Regions from separate parts of the Mus musculus genome. Here region 1 is linked to region 2. Evidence: chromatin contacts called from ENCODE Hi-C or POLR2A ChIA-PET data. All regions are on one chromosome and are shown on one strand. Each heading gives the region's core, a stretch centred on a gene start or an enhancer-like site at or near the end of the contact. The rest is flanking DNA. Distances are from core to core; before and after follow the strand shown. Region 1 holds the start of Mien1 (migration and invasion enhancer 1). Region 2 holds the start of Pgap3 (post-GPI attachment to proteins 3).

The links. Hi-C counts contacts between places; a loop is a spot of excess contacts on that map. ChIA-PET counts read pairs that join two places held with the same protein, here RNA polymerase II (POLR2A).
Region 1: a map of gastrocnemius shows a loop between it and region 2 (5-fold over the local background). The contact joins the promoter of Mien1 here to the promoter of Pgap3 in region 2. A Hi-C loop is called at or near these places in 6 of 37 maps with a recorded cell type or tissue (gastrocnemius, heart and regulatory T cell). POLR2A ChIA-PET finds 5 or more read pairs at or near these places in 4 of 5 experiments (Patski and embryonic stem cell).

What each region holds. Positions count from the first base shown.
Region 1 is chr11:98,437,654-98,440,775 of GRCm38, reverse strand. It overlaps Mien1 (migration and invasion enhancer 1), which reads left to right and starts at 1,788. Exons shown (of 4, transcript NM_025559.2): 1 at 1,788-1,918; 2 at 2,032-2,129; 3 at 2,463-2,539; 4 at 2,631-3,068. The coding sequence starts at 1,830. The coding sequence ends at 2,714. It overlaps Erbb2 (erb-b2 receptor tyrosine kinase 2), which reads right to left. Exons shown (of 27, transcript NM_001003817.1): 27 at 3,060-3,122.
Region 2 is chr11:98,398,994-98,402,131 of GRCm38, reverse strand. It overlaps Pgap3 (post-GPI attachment to proteins 3), which reads left to right and starts at 1,642. Exons shown (of 8, transcript NM_001033537.2): 1 at 1,642-1,917. The coding sequence starts at 1,737.

The DNA.
Region 1 (3,122 bases), core at 539-3,038, 38 kb before region 2:
TCATCAGGGCTGGAGAGATGGCTCAGTGGTTAAAAGCACTGATTGCTCTTCTGAAGGTCCTGAGTTCAAATCCTAGCAACCACATGGTGGCACTCAACCACCCATAATGAGATCTGACACCCTCTTCTGGGGTGTCTGAAGACAGCTACAGTGTACTTAGATATAATAATAAATAAATCTTTAGACTGGAGCAAGCGGGCCGACCAGAGTGAGCAGGGTCTACCGGAGTGAGAAGAGATCCTGAATTCAAATTCCCAGCAACCACATGATGGCTCACAACTATCAGTACAGCTGCAGTCTACTCATATATACATAAAATAAATAAATAAATTTAATCTAAAAAAAAAAAAGTAATATCATCAAAGAGACAGGCAACCAGTATTTGTGGTGGCTATGAAGAAACAACTCCTTGTGCCCTTTTGGTGGTGTAAAATGCTACAGCTGCTTAGAAAAAAAAAAACAAAAACAAAAAACAAAAACAAAAGCAGGTAGGCAATCCATAAAGAGTTAAATATAAATTTCTCGCAGCCCAGTAGTTTTAATTTTACTCTAAGGAACTTAAGAGAAATGGCAACACATCCATACAAAGGCATCTACAAGACATTTACTCAAAACAAACAACCCAAAGAAACCCAGATTAATGTTAATAGACAAATAATCTGTGCTTTTTCTATACAACAGAATGAAATAGTATTCATCAATAGAAAGGAACGCCTGGGACACAGCACTGGATGGAGGCTTGCTCTGATACAACAGAGCAAACGTCACATGCTGCAAGAGTCCATTTATGTGAAATGTCCAGAAAAGTTTAGAGAGCAGAGCAGCGATTGCTTGGGGCTGGAGTTGGAAGCTGCAAGCAAACAGGAAAGGCCTTCTTAGATCCATTGAAATATCCTATAACTAGATGGGATGACGTCAGAACTCAGCAAACACAGACCGACCCAACAATGAACAGTTTCAAGGGACACCAGAATGGGTGACTTGTTACGATACTGTAGTGGTGCTTCAGGGAAGGAAGAGACAGGGAGGACCCAGGCTGCAGTTCCAGAATTACAAACTGAGTTCAATGACACTAGCCCTCTAGCAAGAGGCAGGGATGAGGAGTGTGCATAAAGTGGGGGTCAGCACTTCAGAGTCAAAAGAACTAGAGTTCTGGGCTGATGAAGACGCTTGACCTGTAAGAGACAGACCTTTGAGACAGAATCTGATACTCTGAGTTCAATCCCTGGGACCCACATGATAAGATGGAGGAGGCCGAAAGTTGCTGTACTCTGACCTTCAAAAGCATGCTATGGCATGGCCCCCACCTCCAATACACACTCGTCCACAAATTAATAAATAAATGTAGTAAGTTTTAAAGATGCCCTCGCATGCATAAATTCACACTTATACACATATATACGTAATTAAAATATTCTTAAAAGTTAAAAAAAAAAGAACTCGAAAGAAAAGCAGTATGGTGTGGTTTCAAACGCTATCATCGTTCGAGAGGTAAATAGCAACACCAATCACAGACCATCAGCTACCTCGGCCGCCTGCCCCATTTTCTCTGTCTTTTGTAAATGGAAAATAGCTTTGTGATCACAGGCAGTTCGTTAGTAAGCAAATCCATGACTGTGAGCATTGGATGCCAATGAGCTCTCAGAACCCAGGATCAGTGCTGGTCCAGGATATTCGCTCTGCAGCTGGATCAAGATGTAGCAGTACCTGCTGACGGCAGAGGGCGCCCCGACGCAAAGCGAGGTCCGGACACGCCCACGGACACGCCCCCCACGTGACTTTGGCGTGGCGTCACACCCGGAAGCAGCCCTGCAGCGGAGCGGGCAGCAATGAGTGGGGAGCCAGCGCCGGTGTCCGTAGTGCCCCCTCCCGGGGAGGTGGAAGCAGGCAGTGGAGTCCACATCGTGGTGGAGTACTGGTAAGCCACTCGGGTTGAAAAGGAGCCTCTTGTGCTCGCCCGCAAGATGGGGGTGGATCCACGGGAGGCCCCACCCCCGGAACCCCAGCTCACTCCACGTCTCTTCTCCCCAGTAAACCCTGCGGCTTTGAGGCGACCTACCTGGAGCTGGCGAGCGCTGTGAAGGAGGAGTATCCGGGCATTGAGATTGAGTCGCGACTCGGGGGGACAGGTGAGGTCCGCAGAGCACCTGCTGAGTCAGTCCATGTGATAAAACTCCAGCTCTCCCTACATTCTAGAGCTGACATTGGCTGTTGTATATAAAGCCCCTAGTAGGGTCTGACACATAGCAAAAATGCCTACTGTGGGTTTGGAGTGAAGGAACTCTTAATGGCGTATTGGAAAGACGCACGGGTGAGGACTTTGGGGTTTGGGGCTGAATGGCTTCAGGATCGGTGTCTGCCGAGGCCATGAACAGTCTTGCTTGGACTCGAGGTGGTGCCAAGGACCTCCCTGAACTTCTGCCTGTTGTTCTTAGTTCGTTCTTGCATTTATTTCCTACCAGGGGCCTTCGAGATTGAGATCAATGGACAGCTGGTGTTCTCCAAGCTGGAGAATGGAGGGTTTCCTTATGAGAAAGACGTGAGTATTTAATGTACCTCGGGAGGGTGGCTGAGACGAGACACACCCTCCTCTCCTGTGCATGACACTCGCCCATGTCTCTGTCCGCTAGCTCATGGAAGCCATCCGAAGAGCCAGCAATGGAGAACCTGTAGAAAAGATCACCAACAGCCGGCCTCCCTGTGTCATCCTGTGACTAAGAAATGATTCTTGGAAGCTTGGTTCTGGGGTTTAAACCTTTCCTTGTGGTTACGCTAGGAATCCCTCTACCTTTAGCCCCTCACTTGGCCCTAGGTAACTAAGACCCTGACTTCACTTTGCCTCTTAGGGCACAAGGAGGGACTAGACATTTCTGTGGCCAAAGGCAGAAAAGAGATGTTCTCTGTGAACATCACCATCGCTCTCCCGGGATCTGTGCCCTCTGCAGTTTGGTCCTCTCCCCAGCGTGGCAATACCTTTCAGATGCCACGGTTGCTATAACTTATTTTCCCTGAATCCTGGGCAGTGTCGGCTCTTGGCAATAAAGAGTAATTACAAATGCTTGTGTCAACTGGCGTGTGTTTATGTCCAGCCTGTGCGGGGGGCACACAGGTCAGTCTGGCCC
Region 2 (3,138 bases), core at 393-2,892:
TTTGGGTGCTGGTGGTTGGGCACAGAGATGGGGGTGACTGAAGCAAGTGTCTCGATCAAGGTATATGTGTCTACATGCAATGCCTGAAAAGACAGGAAAAAGTTCTTCCATCCCCTGGAGCTGGATTTGCAAATGACCCTGAGCTGCCTCTGTGGATGCTAGGAACTGAGCTCTAGTCCTCTGCAGGAACAACATTCATTCTTCACTGATAAGCCACCTCCCCAGCCCCTGAGAGTGCAGTGTGTGTGAGTGTGTGTGTGTGTGTGTGTGTGTGTGTGTGTGTGTGCTGCAGCACACTTGATGTCAGAGGACAACTCTGTGGAGAGGATTCTCTTTTCCCACCTTTATTGAGTTCTGGGAATCGAGTTCAGTGAAGAGCCTTCACTCACAGGTGGCTAGCCCACCCAGACAGTTTTAAGTTGTTCATTTACTTAAAGAAGGAAAGAAAGAGAGAGAGAGAGAGAGAGAGAGAGAGAGAGAGAGAGGGAGGGAGGGAGGGAGGGAGGAAGGAAGGAAGGAAGGAAGGAAGGAAGGAAGGAAGGAAGGAAGGAAGAAGGATCTCAAAGTGTCTCCCATGGAAAGCAAAGTTCTACTTTAGTGCCAGAGGTGAGCAGGACAAGAAAGGACTCCATCCCATCGGGGAAAGACAAGCCACTACATAGTATCCATCCAGTGCTAACAATCATCCTTAAAACACAGCCTTTAATTGGTAACAGGAAAACAAGCAGGAGCAAGAGGGCCAAAGCACACAAGGACAAGAGACTCTGGAGACATGGACCTTTAAAGTGCATCTGGAGCAACAGAGTGAAGACCAGCAGGCCAGGCCAGGCTGAGTTGAGGAGTTAGTAAGGAATTGTAAGAAAGAGATTGGTCAACCTTGAATTTTAGAAAGTGGAGCCGTGGTTAGTTTTGGGTTTTGTTGTTGTTCGTTTTTGTGTTTGTGTCTGCTTGACACTGGCTAGGGTCATCTGGGAAAAGGGTACCTCAATTAAGAAAATAAATGCTTCCTTCAGACTGGCCTGTCAGCAAGTCTACAGAGGACACTCTCTTGATTAATAATTGACATGGGAGGGTCCATACCACTGTGGGAGGTGCCAACCCTGGGCAAGTGGTCCTGGGTGTTGTTAAGTGACTAAGCCAGTAGGCAGCACTCCTTCGAGGCCTCTGTTTCCGCTCTTACCTCCAGGTTCCTGCCCTGGCTTCCCTCCATGATGGCTTGTGATGGGGTGACATAAAGCAAACCCCAAGTTGGTCTTTATCACAGTAACACAAAGCTAAATAGGAGAGAAATGCCTACTGGAGGGGACCAAAGTAGAGACAAAGACACCTGTTAAGAAGTTCTTCAGCTCTTTTAATGGCAGCGTCTTTAATCAAGATGCTGACATAAGAAATGGGGATAAGTGGGGTACCCAGAACATTTGGAAACTGGAATCTAAGAGAGTGGGTGACAGAAAGGCGTCTGCTTGAAACAAAGACCGTGTAAAATAGAAGGGAGAAAGTACACTTAATTTGCTCCTGGGCGCAAATCGCCCCTTCTCCTTAGGTGCTGTATATGAAAAGAGGAGACAGCAGTATAGAGGTGGGGTACCCGCCCACTGAAATCCGGGAACTTTTATTTAAAGTGGGCGGGCGTCAGCGGAGGATGCAACGATGAACACAGGTACTTCCGGTTGTTACGGAAGTGGGACTTCGTCTTCTCCCAAGCTCCTCCCTCAGCGGCCGGGCACAGTGACAGAATGGCCAAGCGGACGGCGCCGCTGCTGCTGCTAACCTTGGCAGTGGGACTCGCGGGGGGTTCCCAGGGCGACCGCGAGCCCGTGTACCGCGACTGCGTGCTCCGATGCGAGGAACGGAACTGTTCGGGAGACGCACTGAAGCACTTCCGCTCCCGCCAGCCAATCTACATGAGCCTAGCTGGTAAGCCCCGCCCACCCGTGAAAGCCCCGCCTGTTCGTCTTGGCTCCGCCTACTGTGCCCTGCTGTTCTGCAACTTAGAACCTCAGTTTCCCTCAGCGTTCTCTCAAGAGTGTTAATGTCAGGAGCCTCCTGAGTGTGTGTGGAGGGGTGGGAAGGTGGGGGGGGGGCTATTGCATCAGCCTACCCCACCTTTCCAGAGGTTTCATGTTATTTATTCAAACCACTACTTTTTAAATACAAAGAAGACCTGAAGTAACCCAGGAAGCAGACCAGGAGCCTGCCCTTCTGGGCTTATAATCCCCAGGCAGGTGAACATTAGCCTTCTCCAAGACAGAATAGTTTGAGACCTAATGGGCCCATAGGTTAAGCACTATACGCATTTGGAAGTGAAAGGGACGGAGTCAGCTTCAGTGGGTGGAGGCAGGGTGTTCAACCACAGAACAATTTAAACAGGATGGAATTGATGTCAACCAACATATTGAGCACCCACGTTGGACGGGTGTCACAGCAGGTCAGCTGGCTTTCACCACAACCCCGTCAGATACTTTCCCTAATCCGCTTTAAAGATGAGAACACTCAGAGAGACTAAGTACCTTGCCCAAGGTCACACCGTCTGTAAAGTGGCAGAGCAGAATTCCCAGATCTGACCTGTTTGACCAACAGCTCCTCCACATTATTATCCGGTTTCCATTCCAGACAGAGGCAACAGAGAGCTTGGAGGTCCTAGGAGGATTTGGGTACATGAAGCATCTTGGTTTACCCAGAGATCAGGGAGCAGGAAGATTAGGGGCAATAAGGAAACAAAGGTACCGGGGAACCTGAGGAGTCTGATGAAAGGTCTGAGCTCGATTTTCACAGGACATAGGAGGGCACCAAAGATCCCTCCCTGGGTTCAGGATGGACAAGTATGAACCTAGGTCTCCAAGAGGGGCCTGCCAGATCCTAAGAGCTTAGATCAAGGGAGAAGAAACTATTCTCTTTGCTCCCACTGATATAATATATTCTCCCCCCCCCCCCGCTGTGTGTGTGTGTGTGTGTGTGTGTGTGTGTGTGTGTGTGCGTGCGTGCTCGAGCGCACACCCACCCTCTCTTCTCTGTCCAACTGGGAAGTAAGATTCTGAGATTTCCGCTGATTCTGTCCAGCCTTCAGGTCCTCTTGGTCTCCATTCGTGCCTGGAGGCTTATGCCTCCCTAAGTCCTCACACAGCTGTAGTCCTGTTT